2 separate regions of the Homo sapiens genome follow, and region 2 is linked to region 1. A link is an interaction called in ENCODE POLR2A ChIA-PET data of the cell type or tissue named here. Cell type or tissue: PC-9. All regions are shown on one strand. Each heading gives the region's core, and the rest is flanking DNA. Links, peaks and the distances in the headings are about the cores only.

What was found. Peaks named below come from ENCODE experiments on the same cell type or tissue, not always from the same donor. Only the 100,000 strongest peaks of a DNase experiment are listed, where the experiment ranks them.
Region 2: POLR2A ChIA-PET joins it to region 1 with 14 read pairs; 3 of 35 experiments call an interaction of 5 or more read pairs at or near these places.

The regions. Positions count from the first base shown.
Region 1 is chrX:13,025,736-13,031,303 of GRCh38, reverse strand. No RefSeq gene overlaps it. Among named protein-coding and RNA genes, the nearest start is that of FAM9C, 16 kb to the left of the region's middle. RefSeq lists an enhancer at 995-1,214. In PC-9, for the core only: no CTCF peak of the experiment used is centred there; DNase peaks (open chromatin) are centred at 1,373, 1,793 and 2,173; H3K4me3 peaks cover 2,243 bases; H3K27ac peaks cover 4,662 bases.
Region 2 is chrX:13,482,237-13,487,804 of GRCh38, reverse strand. No RefSeq gene overlaps it. Among named protein-coding and RNA genes, the nearest start is that of EGFL6, 85 kb to the left of the region's middle. RefSeq lists an enhancer at 850-949. In PC-9, for the core only: no CTCF peak of the experiment used is centred there; DNase peaks (open chromatin) are centred at 384, 844 and 2,464; H3K27ac peaks cover 3,128 bases.

The sequences.
Region 1 (5,568 bases), core at 202-5,201:
TTTTGATCAGGTACACCTGTAAATCTTAAAAAGCCTGTAAAGAAATACCTAAATAATACATTGGATATAAGACATAGGACAATAGTAACTGAAGGAAATTGCAATCGTTAGGGGGGAAAATCCTTAAAGGCTTAAAATTCTACTAGGTGGTAACCACTGTTTATACACACATGCATTTCCCTCTTCATATTTGGGAAACTGATGGTCGTGTTTCCTTTTTAGGGTGGAAGAAAAAATTCTCCATTAAGAGAAGGGAAGGAAAATATAGGAAAAAGAACCATTCTTTGAAGGCACCTGTTGTCCAAATCATAAGGAAGAGCTTGTAGTTCTGAGTTGCACAAAGGTGCTTTAGTTGTTTTTCTGTAGGATACTAGAGGAGGTCAAATGTTATGTGATAGCTGTGTCCTCAGACCCAGTGTAGGAGATGGGTAAAAAATGTTGATTGGATAAATGTGTTACTTTGCTAGTTCATACCTCTCTGAACCTGTCTTGAAGCCGCTGTGGGGAAAATGTCTCCATCTTTTCTTTGTTCTGTCGCCATTCAATCTATTCATCTACTGCTTGAGAATGTTTTTGCAATAACAAATCTTTGAGGTTTGGAAACCAGCTGTGATTAGTTTAAGAACTCTTGGTCCCACCCAATTTCAGCCTGTGCTGGGGTGTCTATTTCCTTTGTAAATTAAGGCTGCCTCCCGCTCTGGGAGCTGACTGGTTGTGCCCTGTGTTTCACTGGAGCCCCTGTCTGTTCTTTGGCTCACCTTCCCCCGCCCTTCCTTATTTGTAAAGCCCTGAAGGAGGCAAGTTTCCTTTGAATGTCATTAACACTTTGTAATTAGCTAGGAAGCCAAGGAGAATACCAAATGTCCCTTTCCCACCATGGGGCAAACTGTTTTGTTTTCTCTTCTGAACCCCAAGCAGGAACTGGCTAAGATATGATGGCCCCTCTACACGAAGAGTGACTGATTTCATTGGGAAGTGAAATTTGCATGACACCATCAGAAGCTCTTGACCCGTCAGACTCAGAACTCAGCAAGCTTTTCTTTCCCATTAATCCATGGTTAATGCCTTTGTGCTGCATAGTTTATTCAGTCCACAGCTCCCTCCTCAAACATAAACCACTAAAGGACCATGGATTCACAGGAATGACAATAAGACTACTGAGAGGCAGAGAGCGGAAAGCCCCGGGGCTTTGGTGTCAGGCAGACCCAGGTTCAGGAGGAAGCAGGGATAACATATACTTTTTTTTTTAAGTCAGGTTGTGAGGTATAATTTACATATAGTAAATTTCCCCCTAAGGCGTGGCATTTGGAATTGCACTTCTTTATAATCCATGGAGGAAATTGCACTGAGTTCAGAGCCAGGAAACATGGATCTTGCTCCCATCCCCCCAGCCATTGTCAATGAATAGTTCTGAACTCTGCATCATCTGTAAAATATGTGAGTTGAACTAGGTGACAGTGAGGTCCCCTCTGCATTATAAGAAGTCTGTTGTTTTATATTTTAAATGAATGAAACAAACAAAATAACTTGTCTTCCCAAAAGATATTCAAGAATCTCATGATTGAAGTTCACTGTTGAAATAACTTAAGTTTCTTGTACAGTTCAGACTTTTATTTTTACAGTTGCTGCTGGAAGAATTTCTAAGCATGTTGGGATAAACAGTTCCCACCCGCTGATCCTAAACTAACCAGTGTCCCTTGCTCCCCACCCCGGGTCACCCTAGTCCTCCAGTCGGCTGAGGCAGTGGGAACAGGAAATCAAGTCTCTCAGAAAGTTCAGGCTGCCTTGAATGGCTGCCAGATCACCCTGGAGGAGAAGCTCCGGAGGCAGGCGGGGAAGCCTCCCCTCCTCTGGTTACAGAAACTCTCTCCTTACACTCCTCTCTTAAATCTACCTAAACTTAAATGCAAAAACATTTCTGCAGAGAAGAAAGTGCCCAACATTCTCTGGTTATGGATTGGGGGCCCTGTTTTATCAGTTTTTGAGCAAGGTATTTTGGCTTGATTGAACTTTCAGATTGCTCTAGCCTTGTCTCTCCTCCCCCAAACCAAACAAATGAGTGCTTGGAATGAGTGAAGCACATACATTCCTGGATCCAGATTGATATCTGGAACTGGAATGTGACATTTACCAGTGTAATGTGCTGAGATTTAAGTTTGTGGAGAGTATTCTTCCCAGGTAAACCTCTGTGGCCTCACTCCTGCAGTTGGGGGAGAAGAATGTGGCAGCCACTTTCTGGCCTTTCTCCTGCAGGTGAGCACAAAAGCTTAAGACATACACACCTGCAGGGGATGTAGGGGAGTGTTCAGTGGAAGGATGACCTCATTCCCTAATACCTGACCATTCATGGCAGCCTCCGTTTCTTTGAAGTCCTGTTGGAAGTTGATTTCCATGGGGCTTTTATAAGTGTGACTGAGAAAACCATGCCAAAGTCTACACTCAGTCCAATTTGCAGGAGCTGTTTGGAATCCGGGCTGCATTGTTAGGATGATGCCTGTTGGCTCTTCAGCCTGTTCTATTATGTCTAAATCACATGTGTTGGCTTCTAACATACTAATAATTTTTGCTTTTATTGTGTTTGCCACATGTCTCCTCTCATTAGAATGTGAGGGATGCATGTCTCTTTTCTTTATTATTGTATCCCCAGTGCCTAGCACCGTGCCTGGGACCTAGTAAGGGCTTAATTGATATTTGCTGAATGACTTAATGAACAAATGAATGAATGACCCCCAATAGAATCCTCTCGAAGAGATGTTCATTTTTGAACCAAATCCTTGAATAAATTCATATAAATATTTAGTGAGTCTATGATGTGAGTTAAACAAAAAGTACAGAATAAAGAAATAGGATAAGAATGTGTCAACTGACTAATCTCTCCAGGGAAGTAATAACTGAGCACCAAAAAATAAGCTACATGAAACACCACTACTCAGGAATAAAAATAAATGAAATATTGACACTTAAGACAACATGATGACTCTTAAAATTATTATGCTGCATGAAAGAGGCTAGACTCAAAAGATCTGCTGGGTGATTTCATTTATATAAAATTGAGTCTATAAAATATAATCTATAGTCACAGAAAGTAGATCAGTAGTTGCCCGGGTACTGGGAGCGGAGAGGGAGGGATTACCAAGAGGCATGAGGAAGTTTTAGGGATGATAGATAAGTTGATCATCCTGATTGTGGCGACAGTTTTACAGATGTGTGTATACATCAAAACTCACCATATTGCACATTTTAAACAGGTGCAGTTTATTGTTTGTCAGTGATGCCTCAATAAAGCTGAAGACTGCAAAAACAGTACATTTTAATGCATCAATCAAGAACTACCCTTTGAGTGCCCAACAGGCAGTCAAACTATTTTGATTCTCGCTTTCCTTTTCTGTACCTCATCAGTATCTCAGCAGAATTAATTAAGTAGGCACTCAATGAACTGGTGTTATGAAGTGCATTTATGCTTGTTGTGATACATCTTAAGTTTTTATTTCAGAAGCAAAAGTACCATCACCATGATCCATAGACCTTTTGCGTTATAACCAACTTCTCTATCTCTATTTTCCCTAGGATAATTGCTTTGCATTGTTTTATTATTTATTCTACAAGCATTTATTGTACTTTATGTTTATGAATTATTTTTCAATTTCCTCTGATCTCTTTCAAATTCTGATACTGTCTTGCAAGATGCTAAGTACTCAACTCCCACCCTTCCAACTCCTATCCTCTTCTCTTAATAAGCTTAATATCTAGCAAGCAGGTTTTCTCTCCCAACATATAAGTCACTGGTAAAATGATGAAGAACACCAGACCCATGAAGGAAGATGAGGGGGAATTTCCAAGGCTGTTTACTAAGAAAGCAAACCTCTGTCATTGAGATCCTGTAGGTTTGCCCCAAGTAGGGGTTACAATCTAAAAAGAGTGTCAGTTTCCACTGGCTTTCCTCTTGTTTTCCACCTAACTAATGAACTCGCTTCAGCTCAGGGTGAAGGGATATACCAGAAGCAGGACGAAGTGCTTAAAGTGAGAAGATACATGAAATGTTAATCTTCGCTTGACATAAACCCATCTCATTTTTCTACTTGGCATTCTGTGTAGGCTTCACCTTTTCTCCAGATGGTGCAGTCAATTGTGTTTGGGCCATTCTCACATGCATTGTGGTTTCCTAGTTCACACTCGTGGTTGTTTCATGACCTGATATGCCAGTGAACTATCTTCCTTTTAAGATATAGTTGGGCCACATTTTCATTGCCCCTACATCCTTACTTTTTAAATATTGTATGTGAAATCATCTCCCTCTAGTGAGCCTAGCGAAGCCATGACTATTTAAGGAGACAGCATAAGCTCTACACTATAGAGTCGTAGGTTTGAGTCCCGGCCTTGAAATCTTCTAGACGTCAGGATTGCTGATGATCTCACAGCCAGTTTTTCTATCTGCAAATCAGGGCTGATAATACCAACCTGCATTTCTTAAAACGTAGAATTTTATTGATGCTAACTCATATTTTTTATCTTATTTTTAAAATGAATGTCTTTCCTGTGGACCAACCCATATTTTATACAAACATCAAGAATAAGCCATGTCCAATGCTGAGGAATGGCTGAGCAGAGGGTTCCACTCAGTCTCACTGGTAGAATGAGTTTAGTTGCTTGCCTTTGGGAAGATCCTAACTTCTTAATTTCAGCGGTAGTTTTATTTGTGCTTTTGGTTTTGGGTTTTTCTTTCTTTCTTTCCTCTTCCACTTGGATGTGTTACCAAGCCTAAAGGGTCTTGTTGGAGAGAGAAGTAAATCTCAGATGTTGTACTGCTATTGATCTAATTACACAGAAGAACTCTGGGGTCTGTTAGGCATTTTATTAATTGTATTTAATCTAAGACAATGGGGAAGTCTGGTGGTTTCCTTGGAAATACCCAAGTTCAGATATTTAGGTCATTGATTTTCTGCAGCTTTCTTACAGGAAATTAAACATGTGTCCAAGTGATTGAAGTCATGTATTCAAGTCAGCTTTTGCATCCCTCCAATCACTAACTAATAACCTAACTGGTACTTTATGGTTGTCAACCACTAACTAATAACCTAACTAGAACTTTATGATTGTAAGTACTGCAGTCCAGGTTGAATTGGCTTTGTAGATAAAATGGCTTTCTATGTTTATTCCTACAAAGATCTTTCTCTCTCTCTCTCTCTCTCTCTCTCTCTCTCTCTCTCTCATATTTTTATAGAATGGTGTACAACTATGATCTGCTGAAGATAGCAAGAGTGACTCTTATTATCTCCTGTACTATGATCTGTGCATCTTTTCATTGTTGAGAAGAAAATTCTTAAGCCACAGTGAGAGGGTGGAACAAGCTCCATTTCCTGACAATCCATACTCTCTCCTAATTGTGGCTAGACAAGGGACAGAGAAGACCACTTTTTATTCTGGTTACCAGACCCACTCCCAGCACCCATGATGTCATGCCAATCAAGTTTTATTTTTACACATACACACATACACATATGAACATACAGAGTTCTAAATTATTTTCAAACACCAATCAACCTTCATAAATGACCACCCACATAGGAG
Region 2 (5,568 bases), core at 152-5,151, 460 kb before region 1:
CCCCAACAGAAGAGCTGTTTCAGCAGCAGCTGGGAAATGCAGTCAGCATCATGGCTAGAAGGAAAATGAGTGAAATTATTACAGAAAAATGGCAGATTCTAAATATTTTCCTACGAGTCCTTTAAGAAGCAATGCATATGAAAACATTTACTTCTTGGGTCAATATTTTATATTTAATCTAGATAAAATGCCTACTTCCTTTATCTGACTCTCCATTGTTTTTCACGATTGTGGTTTTGATCTGGACTTTTCATCCTGCCCCCAATAGCCCTACAAAGAGGGCTCAAGATTGCCAAATAAGGCAATAGGTTCCTGCCCATCACCACATGTGGTCATGGCTGGGCTATGTGTGGAGGCAGCCAAGGAAACAGGAAAACTACAACCTTTTTTGGAAAGTCTCCTGTCTTTCTGCCTGGAGAAACGTGAGAATTGCTTCAGTGACTCATTCCCTCAAGGTTGTGGGGAGGATGAATTTTGGCTTAAATGCCTTTTAATTTGCAGGTTTAATGGTGAAAGTTACCAATCAGAGCAGGGTATGTATTCATCATCATTCATTTAAAACCTTTTCTTTAATTTGGAGAGCCACCACGTAAGAAATGTTTTGAAGGTGAAACCCCGTCTCTACTAAAAATACAAAAAATTAGCCGAGCGTGGTGGCAGGTGCCTGCAGTCCCAGCTACTCAGGAGGCTGGGGCAGGAGAATGGCGTGAACCCAGGAGGCGGAGCTTACAGTGAGCCGAGATCGCACCATTGCACTCCAGCCTGGGTGACAGAACGAGACTCCGTCTCAAAAAAAAAAAAATGCTTTGTGGTCAGCATTCTCTCTCCTTGGACTGCCTGGTATTCTCTTTCTTATAGTGACATTGTCTGCTAACAGAAGACAAATGTGCCAGGATGATGGTGATGTCCTAAGTGAGAATCATCTACTCAATCTCTTACTTCAAAATGTTTTCCTAAAAACTCTTGCCCCAAACCCCTTCAGATGTTAGATGGCAGTTGACAATAGAATGGGGGATTGGTAGGAATTATGGGGCAGCACAGACGATCTATCTAGGATGCATGCATGTAGTTGTAGACTTTATCAGATATGTGTGGACTGAAGAGCTATATAAAGGAAAAGCCCATAGTATGGGTGGTTTTTGAAAATCATAGCTAAGATGAATTCTGGGCTCTGAATGGATTCACACACACACTAGGCTTGCCCCAGACTTCAACTCTTTTTAAAACCATAGTTTAAACTTTGCTACCAAGGACCAAGCACTTGGTGGTGTAAAGTAGTGATCAGGGCACCACCTCTTTTTCTCCGCCTGTCCTTCTGAAGCATTCCCCTGCCTCTGACTAGATTACCGTCTGTTTAAAGACAAGACCAGATTTATGTTTTTTGGATTTCCATTCAGTGTCCACCACTTACATATTATAGGTGCCCAATTAACATGTGTTGAACAAATACAGTTGGAAGAGCCACCCCTGCTCTTTGCTGCGGACAAGGGAAAATACATCTCTATGCTTTTTCCTTTCCATTTCAGAAACTAGAAGGGGGTGGTAACCCTGCCTTAGAATTTTTTCTGGTCCAAGGTAAAGAATAGTGTCTGATTCTGATCTTGTGCCAAGCCTTTGTATACTTCATTTCTAAAAGTAGAAATTAAAGGTAAATGGCCCTGCTGTTTGAAGTGGTGCTATTATAGGCTTTGCTTCTTGTGTACTACGATGCCCCTAGCAATATTCTTCTTAGAAGCAGGACGATGTGAATAGAGAACCCACCTTCTATACAGCAGTAATATATGTTGGTGTTTCCATCGTGGGAAGGAGAACCAAGGCAGATTCAATTGTCCCTTCATGGATTGAGACTCCCCAGTTTCTGAGAATCACTGTCCTTTGCAAGTGTGTGTGTGTACACACATGTGCACATGCATGTAACAATACAAGTCCACCAAGAAGTAGTTACTCGTAGGAAACTGAGACACTGCAGGAAGAATAACAGAGTCTCCTTCCTGCCACTGACAGGTGCTTCAGAGGGTTTTCAGAGTAGCCCAGACTGTGGCTCCTCCATACTGAATGTTTCTAGGCATTATCATGTCCTGAGGGTGGCCATGGTGGAGAAAGGACCTAGACAAGTCCAAATATTGTCCATAGGGAGAAGGCTTGAAAATGGAAATGTGAAGAATGGACTCTGTCTTGAAGAGAGAAGCAAGGCAGGGAGCTTGGTTTGCAATATCAACTCTTAACATTTATTAAGGGCTTGCCATATGCCAAGCCCTGTGCTAAGCACTCTATACTCATTTATATATTGTAAACACCCTATGAGCAAAGTGCTGTTATTGTCCTTGATGCGCAGATGGGAAAACTGAGGCATGGAGCGTTGAAGCAATTTGCCCAAAGTCACATAGGAATGATAGATTAGACTTAGATTCATGCATTCCAGCTGCTTCAGAGCCACACCCATAAAGACTATGCCACCTGCCTCTCACATTCCTGAAGGTACTGTGGTAAAGGTGTGACTTTATCCTTATAACTTTGTTAAACTCTGGGAACAGCCTGATGCAGAATCCCCATACAAGCTATTTCCAGGCTGTCATTTTTCTACCTTTCAGTAAGGCAGACAGCATACACACAGCCTTGTGTTAATGTGTGAAATTAAGGAGAGAGTGGAGTAGGAGAGCTTGGATTTCCCTGACTTACATAGAGAGGGGAAGATGCTGTCTCTGCATTCCCAGAGGGAAAGTGCAGTCAAGGAAGAGCTGGGGGCAGTGTTGGGGAGATGGCTGCCATGTGGATAGATTGGCGGGGTGGGGGAGTTGGCGGGGGGCCTTTCACTAGGAGGATGGGACCTAGGGAGGTGGCGCAAAAAAATAAAGATCGCAATGAAGCAACCCCTAACACCTGAGCAAGGGCCACAGAAGGAAATGGCACTTCTCTTGTTGAAGCAAGAATAGTATGGCTTCTTTGTCTGAAAGATAGAGATAGGGATAGAGAGAAAATTAAAAGTGGTATTAAAACTCCCTAGCTGGTTAAGAGTAACTTGGCACTTTCAATAACTTATTGCACTCAATTTGCAATTTCAGGGCGTTGTGTAATTGCCAAAAAGCAACAGTCGTGGGCTGTATTTAGTCCCACTACCTTATTCACATGTAGTCAAGCATATTTCTTAAATAATTTCGTGTTTTGGGTACTGCAATTTAGTGGCTCTGCAAAGTGGCACCGGAGGGTCTACAGACCCTTGCTGAGATGGGTCAGGACGTGGGTTCACACATGGACTGGAGATGGGTGGGTGATAGAGGGGTTGCCTATCTGCCCACACCCCTCCGGATTTGTACCTTCATTGTCCCGAATGCCTTGGTTAGCACTTCCTCAGAAAACCTTGAGATATGGATTCAAGTGCAAGTCATTTATTTGAGGGGTGACCCCAGGAAGTACTGGGTTGGGAGTGGGAAAGTGAGATAGGTAATGGAAGGAGGCTAATACGAAGAGCTTTTATCAGGCAGTTTTCACTGTGGGCAACAGGGTCTTATTCCCACTGGGGTACCAGTGTGGAATATGTGCCTCAGACTTCTTAAAGGTTGAGGGAGGTCAGTCATACCTGAGAGCTACTTCCAGGCGGGGTTATTTTCAGGTACTTCCAGCCCGCTGTGGCTGGGAGAGACTTGGGCCACCATCAGGCAAAGAGCTGAGATACTGGCAATTGGAAGTCAGGCCAGAGTGCACAAGGGGTATGGTTGGAGCCCCAACTTCTCCTTCTAGATCCCTCTCAGCCCCATGACTATTCACCCTCAGGTCCTCACCCCCCTCAAACTTTGCACCTTCTCAGCACAGGGCTGGGTTGTGGCTCGGAAGAGGAAAAAGCTCACTACCCTCTGTGCCCACATCTTGCTTTCCTCTTCACACTCATTGAAACAGTGACACACGTAGTCATTTGCTTTCTGGGCTAGCCAAGAAAGTCTTTTTTTCTTAAGGTTTCTGAGACACTGGCAAGATCATTATTTTATGAGATCTCGCCATAATGACTTGACTGGAGAGAATGAATTGACTGGAGAATTAGGCTGAGAGCCTGCCACCCATTAAATCATTGCTCCAATGTAAGCCTACTTTTAGAGTTCTTAAAACGTGAATACAAATTTTTGGAAGAGATTCTCTTTGTGAGTTGGGTGTGGTCTTGGTTCTGCCTGTCCTCTGGGGTATGTGTGTCCAGGGTGTCTTCTCCATTATCACAGTGGCCCTTTGGTTGTCTGTATTTGGATAAATGGGGTGGAGCACAGGATAAAATGCTTCAGAATTTGAGGCCTCCGTTCCAGGATCTTGTGGTGGAGGAGAACACCTGTTCTTTACCATCTATTCAAGGGGAACCATCTTACCATCCCAATTCAAGAACATCCAATGTTCTTGAAGTGTTCTAGACAGAGGGCCGAGCTTCTCGTTAATCTGGGACATGCTCTTCTTGGGCGGTGGTGATTTATTGTGGGCGTGCATGTGTTCTTGCCTAGGCAATAAAAGAGGTGCAATTGAGCTGTTGGGTTGATTTATTTGGCTCTTTCCTGGTATTGTCAAGAGAGCAGACACCTTAGAGAACTTGTGCAAAACTCAAGGAACAGACTGAAGGTGAAGAAAGTTCAAAAGGCAAGAAAAAAAATCATAAGATGGATGCCGTAAGGGCAAAAAAAAAAAAAAAAAAAAAGAAATGGGGCCAAGGCAAACTTGTGAAATCTCAGCCTCCCTTCTCATTTTCCATGTCCTGCAAGATCGATCCAATACCTAAACAAAGGATTGTATGAACTGGACCACAGTCAGATGTGACTACAAAATTACAGACCAAACAAAGGACCACAACTGCCTAGGGAATCTGTTTCCCTCTTCATTCCTGTTCATTTAAATGTAATTCTTAGTCACTCTTGTGAGACAATTTTAAAAATAGAAGCTCTGAAATCCATTGGCAGGCTACTTGTTGACAAGCTAAAACTGTCAGACGCTTGATTGTTCCAAAGAAATGGAGAAAATCAACGGAGGCTACAAAATCTAGCCCATAAGTAAGAGACAAAATCAATAGAGGGTTCTAGCCTGTATGGCAAATGCTATCTTCCTTGCATATTCCTCTTTCTATAATCATTCTTGCTTCCTGAGTCCAAGATTTGATGGAAAAATTCGTTTTTACGGCATGAGGGAGCCTTCTGGTGTGCTCCAGAATACTCTATAAGAGAGGTCGACAAATTTTTCCTGTAAAGGACCAGATAATATTTTAGGCTTCACAGACATGTGGTCTCTGTCATCACTACTCAACTCTGATGGAAGTGCAAATGCAGCAGATGATACGTAATCATACGTAAACAAATGGGCACAACTGTGTTCCAGTAAAACTTTATTTACAAAAAGGAGGCCGGATTTTCTGTTTGTGGGCGGGAGTTTGCTCATGCCTGCTTTACATCTTGAGCTGAATGATAGTTTCATAAGCATATAGATATGGCAAATTTCACCAAGCTCTGGCCCGCTTAGGATTTTGCACATTGGTATTTAGGTTATGCCTCCATTTTAAAAAAATGAGATACAACTTTTCTCTTTAATAAGCATAGTGTCATAGAT